Linked DNA regions of Homo sapiens: regions 2 and 3 are each linked to region 1. The links are chromatin contacts, found by Hi-C or POLR2A ChIA-PET in ENCODE. All regions are on one chromosome and are shown on one strand. Each heading gives the region's core, a stretch centred on a gene start or an enhancer-like site at or near the end of the contact. The rest is flanking DNA. Distances are from core to core; before and after follow the strand shown. Region 1 holds the start of ARHGAP33 (Rho GTPase activating protein 33). Region 2 holds the start of ALKBH6 (alkB homolog 6). Region 3 holds the start of TMEM147 (transmembrane protein 147).

Region 1 (4,016 bases), core at 946-3,445:
CATGATGTGATTATTACACATTGCATGCCTGTATCAAAACATCTCATGTGCCCCCTCAATATATATACCTAAATATACCTGTTATGTACCCAGAAAAATTAAAAAATAAAAAAAAAAATCACTGCAGGGGTTGATGGGGAAACACTAGACAGAAGGAATATCGTGTGGGAAATCCCTGTGATGAGAGTGAGGTCAGCAAATTTAGTACATAAGTAACTGCACATTCACCTCTCCCTCAGCACTCCCTTTCACCAGCCCTTGCTTAATTATTCTCCATAGAATGAATCACCTTCTAATATTTTTTTTTTTTTTCAGACAGAGTCTTGCTCTGTCTCCCAGGCTGGAGTGCAGTGGCAAAATCTCGGCTGACTGCAACCTCCGCCTCCTGGGTTCAAGCAATTCTCCTGTCTCAGGCTCCTGAGTAGCTGGGATTACAGGCACACGCCACCACACCTGGCTAATTTTAATATTTGTATTTTTAGTAGAGACGGGGTTTCAGCATATTGGCCAGGCTGGTCTCGAACTCCTGACCTTGTGATCCTCCCGCCTCGGCCTCCCAAAGTGCTGGGGTTACAGGCGTGAGCCACTGTCCCCAGCTTTTTTTTTTTTTTTTTTTTTTTTTTTTTGAGACAGAGTCTCACTTCAACACCTAAGCTGGAGTGCAGTGGCGCGATCTCGGCTCACAGCAAACTCTGCCACCTGGGTTCAACCCATTGTCTTGCCTCAGCCTCCCAGGTAGCTGGGATTACAGGCACGCCCGCCGCCACACCTGGCTAATTTTTGTATTTTTAGTAGAGACGGGGTTTCTCCATGCTGGCCATGCTGGTGTCGAACTCCTGACCTCAAGTGATCTGCCCGCCTCGGCCTCCCAAAGTGTTGGGATTACAGGCGTGAGCCACCACGCCTGGCCTAATATTCTATATTTTGTTTAATGTTAATTTTGTTCATTGTCTTCTCCCAGTAGCTTTTGAGCTCCAATGTGGGCAGGGTATATTTTCTCCTGGTTTGGTTGTTGATGTATGTACAAATTGATTAGAGTTTGAGTGAATGAATGAATGAATGAATGAATGAACAGACCAAGACCCTCTGAGATGAGAATTTGTTGAGGGCATGACTAAGGAGAGACCCTCCTGTGAAGGGCGTTATTACAGTGTTATCTGGGCATGCTCAGTATTAGCAGGCTCCATTGGGAATGGCTTTATGGGGGGCATAAGCATGATCTGGCATTTCCCCCTAAGCATTTTCCTAGAAAAAAAAAATCAAGGCTGGAGATTGGCCCGTAATAAGCAGTAGAAGGGGAAACAAGAAAATGTCCAGTGGGCAGGGGAGGCCAAATCGCAGAAAGCCTCGGGTTACGTCCTAGGCAAGGTATATGAGGCAACGAGAAACGTCCATGGGCGGAGCGTCCTCGGCATTATGTGAGCGGGGTCGGGATCAGGACTGAAAAGGTGAGACTTGGGACTGGGACTTTGAAAAGCTGCTTAAGGAACTGGGCACTGCTCTGAGGCCGTGGGAGAATCCAATTAAGACTATCAGGGGCTGGCTGGCGTGGTGGCTCACGCCTGTCATCCCAGCGCTTTGAAAGGAGGCTGAGGAGGGAGTATCTCTTGAGCCCCAGAGATCAAGACCATCCTGGGTAACATAGTGAGACCCCCATGTCTAAAAAAAATTAGCCAGGCGTGGTAGCGCACGCCTGTAGTCCCAGCTACATGGGAGGTATCGCTTGAGCCCAGGAGGTTGAGGCTGCAGTAAGCCACGATTGCAGGACTGCGCTCCAGCCTGGGCGACAGAGTGAGACCCTGTCTCTTAAAGAAATAAAAATAAAAAAGTCAGAAGAATGGACACTGGGAGTGGACGAAAGGTAGGGTCCATTGCTTGGTGTTGGAAGTGTCGGAAGCAAAGCATAAAGAACCTGGGGGCTTGTCTCAGGAGGGCGATGACAGCCAATGAAAAGCAGTCATGGGCGTGGCGCTGTCAAACTTCGAGGGGCGGGACCGAGGACACAGAGCCGGGGCGGAGCCCAAGGTGAAACCAATGAGAAGCCTCCGGGTGGGCGGGGCATCGGCCTAAGGCCAAGGGCGGAGCCAATGAGAAGCAGCGCCGCGTTCCCGCTGCCCCCCGCCCCCGTGGGGCGCGCGCCGGAGCCACGGGCAGCCGTTAGGGGCGGGGTCTGCAGCCGCCCGCGCGCGGCTCGCGCCCTCCCCTTTGTGTCGCCATGGCGGCGGCAGCGGCGACGAGAACGGCGAGCGAGGGGTCGAGCGCGGCCGGGGCCTGAGGAGGCTACGCGACCATGGTGGTAAGGGTCCCACGCGGCCGTCAGCCTGTCCGTCCGGATGTCAGTCTGTCCGTGCGCAGCCCCGCCCCGCGCGCCCCGCCCCCGGCCCCGCCCGATCCCGCGGCCTGTGCTTCAGCCGTGGTCCCTCCCGTCCTGCGGCCCCATCCCGGGTCCCAGCCCGTACCTCGACCCCGCCCCCTAAGCGCGCATCCCCGTCTTCCACGCCCTGGATGGGGTGACAGGGACCTAGGGCCTGGGCTGGGAGGAGGCGGGGCTAGTCCAGGAAGGGACCCGCGCCACCCAAGTGGCCCCTGCAGGGGCCTCCTGAGGCTCCTGGGTCCTTCCCCAGCTCCCATCCCAGCACCTTCCTCGGCATCCTTCTGCCAGCCCTCAGCCCTCCCCGGCGGAGCCCCCTCCTCCTCCCCACAGCCCCTTTCTCATTCCCGAGCCCCACCCCCCACCCGCTCCATCCCCAGCCTGACCCTTTTCTTCTCCTTCTCCCTCATTTTCACCCTATCCCAGTTCCTCTCAATCCCCCCCGCCCCGCATCAGTCTGAGCCTTTGCCTCGTCTCTCCAGCCACTCCTTCCTTACTCCACCCCAACAGGCCAGCACTGTACCTCCCTTGATCCTCGGGTCTGCTCCATCTCCTTGTCCTCATCCCCCTCCCCCACCATTTCCCTCTCCCACCATGCTGCTCCCGCTCATTCATCCATTCATTCCCTCACTTAGCAGACATTCACTGAGACCGCCTCTGTGCAGGCCCCACGCTCCAGGCACAGAGAGAGTCAGCTCCCATCCTGCCTTGGGGAACCTTATGGGCTGGAGGGGGACAGACCCTGAGGGTGAGACCCTGAGGGTGACTGGGGGTTGCAGGGACATGGAGCAGGGAGACGCTACAGCCCAGTGAATCTGTCTGGCAGCTGGTTAATTTATTCATCAGATTTTACCCAGTCCCTGCTGCGCGCGACTGGGCTGGCACTGGGGACCCAGAAAAGAATCAGGAACAATCATGTCTGAACACCAACTCAATGCCCAGCTCTATGCTGGGGAGCTCAGTCTGGGGCCCTCCTTCTGGGAGGCCGGTCATAGTCCAATGAGAGAGATGAACTTGTCACCACCAGTGCCATCTCAGAGTGATCAGAGCTGTGAAGGGAGAAGCTCTGGTCAAGGCATGGAACCTGGGATGGGGGAACCTCAGGGGATGGAGAGAGTCCAGAGGAGATGCCAGGTGCAGCCTGAAGGGTCAGGGAGAACTTCCTGGAGGAGGGCACATGTGAGTTGGGACCTGAGGGGTGGGAGTGAGGATGAATGTACCCAGGGAAAGGTGGGGCGAGTGTTCCAGGCTGAGGGAACAGCCTTTGCAAAGGCCTAGAAGGAAATGAGAAGAGGGTGCTTTTTTTGGACTCTTAGAAGTTCAAGAGCTCTGAGAGTGGGGGCAATGGGAAGAGATGGGACTGGAGAGGTAAACAGAAATCAGCTCAGGGAAGTCTCGATTATCAGACCAGAGAATTCAGACTTCGTCTTGAAGACAACAGGGAGTCATTGAAGGCCCAGGATCTATGGAGAAATAGAGCCAGATTTGTGTTTTCTGAAAACGATCCAGGCTATTGCGGAAAAGCTGGCAGGAGGGGAGAGGCTGGAAGCAGGAAGGCTGATGAGATGGGAGTTGTGATTGTCTAGACAGTGGTAGGAGATCACTGTACTCTGCAGGGGCTACGGAAGGGTTTTCAGCAGGGAGA
Region 2 (4,016 bases), core at 515-3,014, 240 kb after region 1:
AATGCCAAGAACGCAAAGGTCTGGAATGGGCTATCTCAGCAAAAAAGTCTGTGTTCTGTAGCTAATTTTTTCCTGGACTCAAGATCAGTGGGTTACTCCAACACAGGGAAGATCTGTGCTCTGTAACTTAGGCACTGGGGCTGCAAAGGGCAGGAACTCTGAGCTTTGAAAATTCTTCTTTCCCCAAACCTTAAGAACAGAATGCAGACTGGGCCATCTCAGCGTAGATGGTCTGTATTTGGTAACCTTATTGTGCTCTGGGTCTATGCTGGGCTATTTTAGCACAGGAAAGAGTTTACTGGGCTATCTCAGCACAGAAATCTGAATACAAAATTCTTTACTCCCCAGTCTCAATGATCTGAACTGGGCTATCTCAGCCTATGTTTATAACCCCCTATTCTCTAAGCTAGCAGGATTGGGCTATCTCAGTAGAGGGAGTATGAGCTCTGTAACTTCCTTGTTCCTTCTGTCGGGGTCTTCACTGCAGCCTTGGGGGCTCTCATACAGAGGATGGACATTGGGGAGGAATATGGGAAGAGTGGGAAAACAGACCAGTAGGGCACTGAGGTCACCTGTCGAAGCAAATACTCCTCCTCTTCTTTGGAGATGAAGTCAGGGACATAGTAGATTACAGGTGGTGCCTAGGATAGAAAGACCCCCTGAAGGTGTGGCCCTTCAACCCACACAGAGGACATATCATCACAGAGCAACCCCTATGCCTGGAGACAGGCTCAGGATGTCCTCAGACAGGTCAGGGTCTAAAGTCAAGGGACCAGTGCCATTCCAGAATGGACTCTGACAGTAAGAATGAATTTGGTGGAAGGGGGCAGTCCCAACCCAAGAACTCAGGAATCAGCCTGCCTCCTTCACCCTCTGCACCCTGAGTTCTGACAACCTGCTCCACTCTGAACGGTTCCAGGGCTGGGACTCTGGCGTCCTGCTCCTCCATCAACACCAACTCCTTGCACCCAATCCTGTAGGGAGGGGAGGACATACTGAAGTCACTAGGCCTCCCGCCCTAACACCATGATGCAGCATTCCACCCCATCACAGGCCAGGCCTCACCTCAGCCCTCTTCTGAAACGCACTTGGTCTCTAAAATCTGAGTCTTCAGCATCTTACAAGCCACACAGAGAGCCCCTACGTTCCATGCCCGGACACAATGAGCCCCAAGAATAATCCCCCATTACTCTGTCCACTAAGGGCCCATCCAACTACACATATGCCTTCTCAATCCTCCCACAGAGAACATTCTCTGGCCCCACACACAGGGAGCCTTTCTCAAAAGCTCTACACATAGCCCCCAGGGCTGCACTCCAGAGCCCCTTTAAACACCTTGAGACCCCGCTTCAGACCTGCAACTGTGAGCCCGGCTATCAACACTCAGCGACCCCCGCCCCCCACCGAATCCCATTCTGTGCACTCCTGTGACCCCAATCTGAGCCTCCTCAGACATGTCCACCCTCAGCCTCCTCGGATCCCCCCATTTGGACGCCCCTCGGATTTCCCCTCCTGAGCGCCCCTTCACTCCAGCACCCTGAGATCTTTAGCTCTGAGGCTGACTCCCAAATCTTCTTCCCTCCCTGAACCATTCAGATCCCCGACTCCGAGCCTTTTAGGACTCCAAGCTCTGAGCCTCCTCGGACTCCTACTCTGGGCTCCCCCGGATCCCCACTTTCAGCCCTATTGACATCCATCTCTACCCCCAGCACTCCCCAAAACTGACCGTCCACCAGCGTCCCCTCCAATTTCCAAATTCAACATCCCCATCCCCCTCCCAGCCATTTCCGCCCCACATTACAGACGCAGAGTCCGCAGGCCAATGGGAGCTCCCAGAGGCTTCAAGGGCCCGCCTTCCACCCAATCGGCGCTCTCACTCAGTATTCGCCCGCCCCCTTCATGCTCGCCTAAGGATAGGCCGCGCCTCCTGGCCTCTGAGCCATTGGCAGGAGGGCGTGGGCGGGGCATCGTCGTCTGGCACTGGCCACTCAGAACTTAGGAACTGAACCTGGCCATTGGCGGAGTGGACCCCGATGGGTGGGACGGGGGCGGCAGCCGTGACAGCCGCGGGAAGACATGAGAGGCTGCTAGAAGGACTTCCCGCGGCCAGCGCCATCACCTGCCCACGCCGCAGGGAGGTGAGACTGAAGGAAGCACTTCCTTTCCCGTCTTCTCCCAGCAAGGGAAACCCCCAATGACCCGACACAGAGAGGCCATAGAAACGTCTTTATTGAAGAGGACAGGAGTCATGCTGAGTTTGGGGACATGCAGTGAAGGGGCAGTCGTGAGCTGTCCTTGGTGGTCGGGGCCCCAGGTCCGCCCTGGACCCCCTGGGCCTTCAGGTTCTCCCTCGAGCTGTTGGTCTGGCCCAGGTGCTGTGGGGTCCTTTGAGGCCAGTGACTAGAACGTAGATTGAAATCGGGGTTCCAGGATTTGAGATCCCCTCAGGGCCTTGGGGCCTTCCATTTATTAGAGATGGAGGCTTTAGGATTTGGGGTTCCCTTAGGGCTGGGGCTCTTGGAATTTGGTGTCTTGAAACCCATGGACTCGGGGCATTGAAATTCTCCAGTTTCCAGGGATGGGAATTCCTGTGTGGGGTTTCCTGGTGCCTGTGAATAGGGCTTGAGGTGTCTGGGAGCCTGGAATGCATATCCTGACTGCAGTCTCCTCCATACCAGGCACAAGGACCTCATGATTGGGTTTCCTGGGGACTTGGGATTGGATTTTCAAATTTGGGATTCCCTGGGGATTTGGGATTCCATGATTTGGGGGTCCTAGGAGTTACGGCATTGGGGTCTTCTAGGGGCTGTAGGACTTGAGGGCACAGGGGAGTTTGGGACGTGTGTACTCTAGGGTTTGGGATCCCCAGAGTCCTAGAATGGGGCCTCCAAATTTTGGGGTCCCCCAAAGGGGGAAGTCGTTACTTAAAAAATAGAGAATTTTCTGGGAGTCTGGCCAGCACAGGAGCTGTGGGCCATGTGGGGTGGGCTTCATACAAGGCACTGGGGGTTTCTTGAGGGTGCAGAGGGTAGGAAGACTTGGGGGGTCCTGTAATTAGCACTTCCAGGACTGTTTTGGTGTCTGTAAATTAGGGGTGACAGTGGGCTGGTTATGGTGGGTTTCTTCTTGAGGGATAAGAACAAGGGTCTTTGTTAATGAAGGAAGTCTCTGATTGAGGGGTTGGAATCTAAGGGCTTCAGGGTGACCATGGGGTCACGACATCTTGAGAGGACTGATGTTAAATGGGGAACAATGACATGAATGTCTGTTACTCTTTTGCTTTGGGGGTGTGACCTATGTTTATTTCAAGAGGACTTAAGGGGCAGTGTTTGTTAATGGGGAGGTTTCTGATCCAGGGTTGGGTGATTCAAGAATGTTCTGTTGTAATGCATTATGTGGAGAGGGTCACCATCATTTGGGGTGATATGGAAATCTGTTAATCTGGGAATCTGCTCTGAGGGGTTGGGGATAGGGACTAGCCTGAAGGTGCTACTCAGGGAATCTCTTTCTGGGTGACATGGGGTCTGTATTTGGGGGTTATTATGGGAGTATCTGTTAATAATGGGGCCTCAATGATCGAGGGCTGGCTAACAGGGGTCTCTACTCTGGATGTGTTACTGGGAATCTCTATCTCAGGGTGACTCAGGGCTCCTCGGGTGTCAGGAGATGCTAGTGGGGACTCTGTCTCTTTGTCAGGTGTCCAGGGCCTCTAAGACTGCATCTCCGCCCTCAGCATCCAGGGGAACCAGCAGCAGAACAGCAACCTGGAAAGGAGGATGACAGGGTCACGCCCTTAGGCAGGCAGCGGGGACATCTGCACCCATCACCCCCAGCCTTTCCCCCAGTGTTTGCTATCAGGCCTTTCTGGATTCTGCCTCTACCTCTCTGGCTGTGGTTTGTTTGTTTGTTTGTTTTCTGAGATGGAGTCTCACTCTGTCACCCAGGCTGGAGTGCCATGGCACGATCTCGGCTCACTGCAACCTCTGCCTCCCAGGTTCAAGCAATTCTCCTGTCTC
Region 3 (4,016 bases), core at 1,517-4,016, 230 kb before region 1:
GCGTGCATACCCCAAGAGGGGTAAGGGTGGAGGGGTGGCTCTGCGACTCACCTCACAGTGTCCGTGCACACCTTGGCTGTTTCAGCAACGCGTCCTGCACCACCAACTGTTTGGCTCCCCTCGCCAAAGTCATCCACGAGCGATTTGGGATCGTGGAAGGGTTGATGGTGAGTTGAGGATGAGGGGCTGGGGCAGGAAGGATGGCAGGGAAACCCAACTTCTTCCCGGGCCTTGCTTACTGTATGGAGTTAAGAGGGAGAGACTGGTTTCGGGAGGAGAGGCCCACCAGTGCAGAAGTCACTTAAAACACTGTGCAACCCTCAGGCAAGGCTGGACCCTGGCCTGCACACATCCCCTCCTGTGGTCTGTGGTGGTGGCCCCACCAGCCTCCACACCTAGGCCACCAACTTAGTCCTGGAAAAAAGAGGCATGGGAGCTTAGGAGCATGAAGGCCTCATCTTGGTCCTTCTCTTCCCCAAGACCACAGTCCATTCCTACACGGCCACCCAGAAGACAGTGGACGGGCCATCAAGGAAGGCCTGGCGAGATGGGCGGGGTGCCCACCAGAACATCATCCCAGCCTCCACTGGGGCTGCGAAAGCTGTGACCAAAGTCATCCCAGAGCTCAAAGGGTATGAGGACAAGAAGCTGCAACCAGGGTGGGGGCATACGCCAGGAGGACTGGACTGGCCCGGCCCTCAGTCCTTAAGAGGAAAGCAGGGGCCTGGCCCAGCCACAGGGAAAGGGGGAATGGAGGGCAACGTCCCTAAGTTCTGACTCCTGTTCCTCATGGGGGATTCTCCAGGAAGCTGACAGGGATGGCGTTCCGGGTACCAACCCCGGATGTGTCTGTCGTGGACCTGACCTGCCGCCTCGCCCAGCCTGCCCCCTACTCAGCCATCAAGGAGGCTGTAAAAGCAGCAGCCAAGGGGCCCATGGCTGGCATCCTTGCCTACACCGAGGATGAGGTAGGGGCTGAGGAGAGGAGACCCTGGGAGGAGCCCTCTGGGAAGGGACATGATTTCCACTTGCCAGGGAGCTGCTCTCAATGTGCCAAGTCAGAAACTGCAGGGCAGGAAGGGAGATCTCCCTGCCTCAGGGCCTTTGCACTTGCTGTTCCTTTAGTCTGGAATGCTTCCCTTGCCAGGTGACCATACAGTCTGTCCTTACTTCCTCCAAGTCTCTGGAGGAACCTCCCTCTTCAGCAAGGCACCCCCTCAAAATATGTTCTTTTTGTGGCCATATTCCTCACCTGAAATTTCATTTCATAGTCACTGTTGGCCCCAGTGGTGTGTGCACTCCAAGAAAACAGGGATTTAGGGGCTGCCTTTTCACTTTTGTGGCTCCAACCTGGCATACAGCAGGTGACTAATACATGCTTAGTGAACAAAAGACAACAGCTCCCATTTTTTTCAATACTTGCTCAGGGCCAGGCCATGGCCAGATGCCTTCTCTGTGAGGAGTGGATGCCATGGTCATGGTGGACCCCTGTACATCCACCTTGGTGCTGTCTCCCTGCATTAACTCCTGCAGGTCCACTTTCCCACAGTCACTGGGATCTTTTGTTTTAATGGAATCACATTGCATCACCCGTTTTCAGGATTGAAAACACTCCTGTGGCCTTTCATGACACTAGGGCTAAAACCCTCAGGTCCTCCCTTCCTGCAGCTCCTTCTACCTCAGACACTGTGCTGAGGGCCCCAGCCGGTCAGATCTTTCTAGTCATCTAGACCCAGGCTCATGGCCACCCCTCAGAGAGGCCCTCCATGCTGGCCCATTCCAAACGCTTGCATTATTCCTAGGAAAGGGATGTACTGGTACAGCATGAGGGTGTTTGTGACCTGTGCCCTTTGGCCAGACCCTGACACAGTGCCTTGGTCATACCCTGCACTTGGTCATACCCTCCAGTCCAGAGACTGGACACAGTAGGGCTACATCAAATATTATAGATGAATGCATGGATGGGCGATAGAGTTAAGAGTCGGGGCCTCAGCTCCTGGAGGTCCTTGCTCTGCCGGACACACTTATCTTTGAAATTCTGACTTCCAGGTCGTCTCTACGGACTTCCTCGGTGATACCCACTCGTCCATCTTCGATGCTAAGGCCGGCATTGCGCTCAATGACAATTTCGTGAAGCTCATTTCATGGTAAGGGGGAAGGAGCTGGAGACTTAGAGGGAGGGGAACTAAGGGGTGGTCGGAAGGAACCCCCTTGAACCTCCCGACCCCTCCTCCACAGGTACGACAACGAATATGGCTACAGTCACCGGGTGGTCGACCTCCTCCGCTACATGTTCAGCCGAGACAAGTGAAACGGGAAGGTCCTTTCTTTCCTTCCCAGGGGCCGGGGCCGGAACATGTGCCTCCCGTTCCAGCATCTGGCTGCCCGGGGGAGGAAGGACACCCGGGGCGGGCGCCCCACGCCGATGGGTCCATGGTGAAATAAAAAACAGTGCTCACGGCTGCGTCCCGTATCTCTGCGCCGGTCAGGGCGGGTTCTGATCCGGGTTTGAGGCCCGCCCCACCCTTACTCGATCGCCTGCGCCCACGGGCGAGGGGTCGCGCTCGACTCCAAGCCGGGTTCCACTTCAGGAGACCGGGACCGCGATGGCAGCGGTAGAGGCCCCGCATGGCCGGAAGTCACTCCCCAAAGCGCTGGGCCGGCAGCGGTGGGACCCAGGGCCGGCCACGGGCTCTCTGACGTCACTGGGCGCGACGCCCCGCGCCGGGACTACTGCTCCCAGAAGGTCGCGCGCGGGCCCCCGCCAGTCAGGTGGGTGCCAGGCCCTGGCCGTGGCGAAAGAGCCGGCGGAGCCGGAGACCCGCTCCCGGAGACGCCGCCTCGCGATCCCCGCGCGGGCGGGACCGGGCGGCCGGCATCATGACCCTGTTTCACTTCGGGAACTGCTTCGCTCTTGCCTACTTCCCCTACTTCATCACCTACAAGTGCAGCGGCCTGTGAGTGCGGGAAGGGCGCGGGGCGGAGAGGGCGCGGGGCCCGGGCCGACCCTCACCTCCCGCTTCTCCAGGTCCGAGTACAACGCCTTCTGGAAATGCGTCCAGGCTGGAGTCACCTACCTCTTTGTCCAACTCTGCAAGGTGAGGGCCACCGGGAAGCCACGTGTTCTGGCCCCCAGGCTCTGCAGACCCAGGGACCCGCCCCCGTTGCCTATCCGCGCCCCCGCCGCCCCACGGTGGGACCGCCCTCGGGACTCCGCACTGGGAGGCGTCAGGATACCTAGAGAGGATGGACTTTAAAGAGGGCACGACCTGAGAAGAGACCTAGAAGCAACTTTTGCGTAGCACTTAGTAAAACTGAGAAAACCTCAGTAGTGTGGTTGGCTAACAGGTTTTTTTTGGTGCGGTTAAGAGTGATCACTGATTCCGTACGTGCTGCTAACACTGCCCAAGGAGCAGCACCTTCAGACCTGACTCAGATGCCCTGTGATCACCCAGAACTCAAACTTCCAGCCCCCTCGGGGACCCGGGGACCTATCCTCTATCTCCCCGATTCCTGTAATTTTGCCACCATCTGGTGGTTCCTCTTCCAGATGGGCCCCCAGAACCTGTCCTGCCCTCTTCCTACCCACGAACTTCCCACAAATCCCACGTGGTTTATCTTGATCCCCTCACCTTGAAGTGACCTCTTTCTGCTTTCTGTTCTCAGATGCTGTTCTTGGCCACTTTCTTTCCCACCTGGGAAGGCGGCATCTATGACTTCATTGGGGTGAGAGGGGCCAGGGAAGGGAAGGGAGTTCAGGAATGGGGCTCCCTGTCCCCCTGTGCTTACTTAAGCCTCAACCTGACCCGCAGGAGTTCATGAAGGCCAGCGTGGATGTGGCAGACCTGATAGGTCTAAACCTTGTCATGTCCCGGAATGCCGGCAAGGGAGAGTACAAGATCATGGTTGCTGCCCTGGGCTGGGCCACTGCTGAGCTTATTATGTCCCGGTGCGTACAGCAGCCTGGAGCCCAGACCCCTGAGAAGGGACACCTGGGTTCCACGGGGGTGCTGGAG

Evidence for each region. A loop is a pair of places that touch in the nucleus more often than their neighbours do. ChIA-PET counts read pairs that join two places held with the same protein, here RNA polymerase II (POLR2A). Pooled maps may share reads with other maps.
Region 2: a loop to region 1 is called in a map of CD8-positive, alpha-beta T cell, with 26 times the contacts of the local background. The contact joins the promoter of ALKBH6 here to the promoter of ARHGAP33 in region 1. A Hi-C loop is called at or near these places in 5 of 168 maps with a recorded cell type or tissue (CD14-positive monocyte, CD8-positive, alpha-beta T cell, dorsolateral prefrontal cortex and 1 more), 3 of 37 single-sample maps with no recorded cell type and 14 of 50 pooled maps. POLR2A ChIA-PET finds 5 or more read pairs at or near these places in 2 of 52 experiments (A673 and activated CD4-positive, alpha-beta T cell).
Region 3: a loop to region 1 is called in a map of ascending aorta, with 4 times the contacts of the local background. The contact joins the promoter of TMEM147 here to the promoter of ARHGAP33 in region 1. A Hi-C loop is called at or near these places in 1 of 168 maps with a recorded cell type or tissue (ascending aorta), 2 of 37 single-sample maps with no recorded cell type and 15 of 50 pooled maps. POLR2A ChIA-PET finds 5 or more read pairs at or near these places in 1 of 52 experiments (WTC11).

What each region holds. Positions count from the first base shown.
Region 1 is chr19:35,773,369-35,777,384 of GRCh38, forward strand. ARHGAP33 (Rho GTPase activating protein 33) reads left to right here and starts at 2,196. Exons shown (of 21, transcript NM_001366178.1): 1 at 2,196-2,296. The coding sequence starts at 2,291. RefSeq lists enhancers at 1,688-1,747, 3,769-4,016 and a silencer at 1,978-2,457.
Region 2 is chr19:36,012,449-36,016,464 of GRCh38, forward strand. ALKBH6 (alkB homolog 6) reads right to left here and starts at 1,765. Exons shown (of 7, transcript NM_032878.5): 1 at 1,727-1,765; 2 at 896-974; 3 at 573-641. The coding sequence starts at 949. It overlaps CLIP3 (CAP-Gly domain containing linker protein 3), which reads right to left. Exons shown (of 14, transcript NM_015526.3): 14 at 2,212-3,764. The coding sequence ends at 3,710. LOC101927572 (a long non-coding RNA gene) reads left to right here and starts at 2,054. Exons shown (of 4, transcript NR_170988.1): 1 at 2,054-2,138. RefSeq lists an enhancer at 2,155-2,254.
Region 3 is chr19:35,542,860-35,546,875 of GRCh38, forward strand. TMEM147 (transmembrane protein 147) reads left to right here and starts at 2,767. Exons shown (of 7, transcript NM_032635.4): 1 at 2,767-2,957; 2 at 3,029-3,098; 3 at 3,667-3,726; 4 at 3,813-3,949. The coding sequence starts at 2,881. It overlaps GAPDHS (glyceraldehyde-3-phosphate dehydrogenase, spermatogenic), which reads left to right. Exons shown (of 11, transcript NM_014364.5): 7 at 86-167; 8 at 481-632; 9 at 806-968; 10 at 2,050-2,147; 11 at 2,239-2,460. The coding sequence ends at 2,311. TMEM147-AS1 (TMEM147 antisense RNA 1) reads right to left here and starts at 3,170. Exons shown (of 4, transcript NR_038396.1): 1 at 3,078-3,170; 2 at 52-414. RefSeq lists enhancers at 168-669, 2,384-3,076 and a silencer at 2,769-3,348.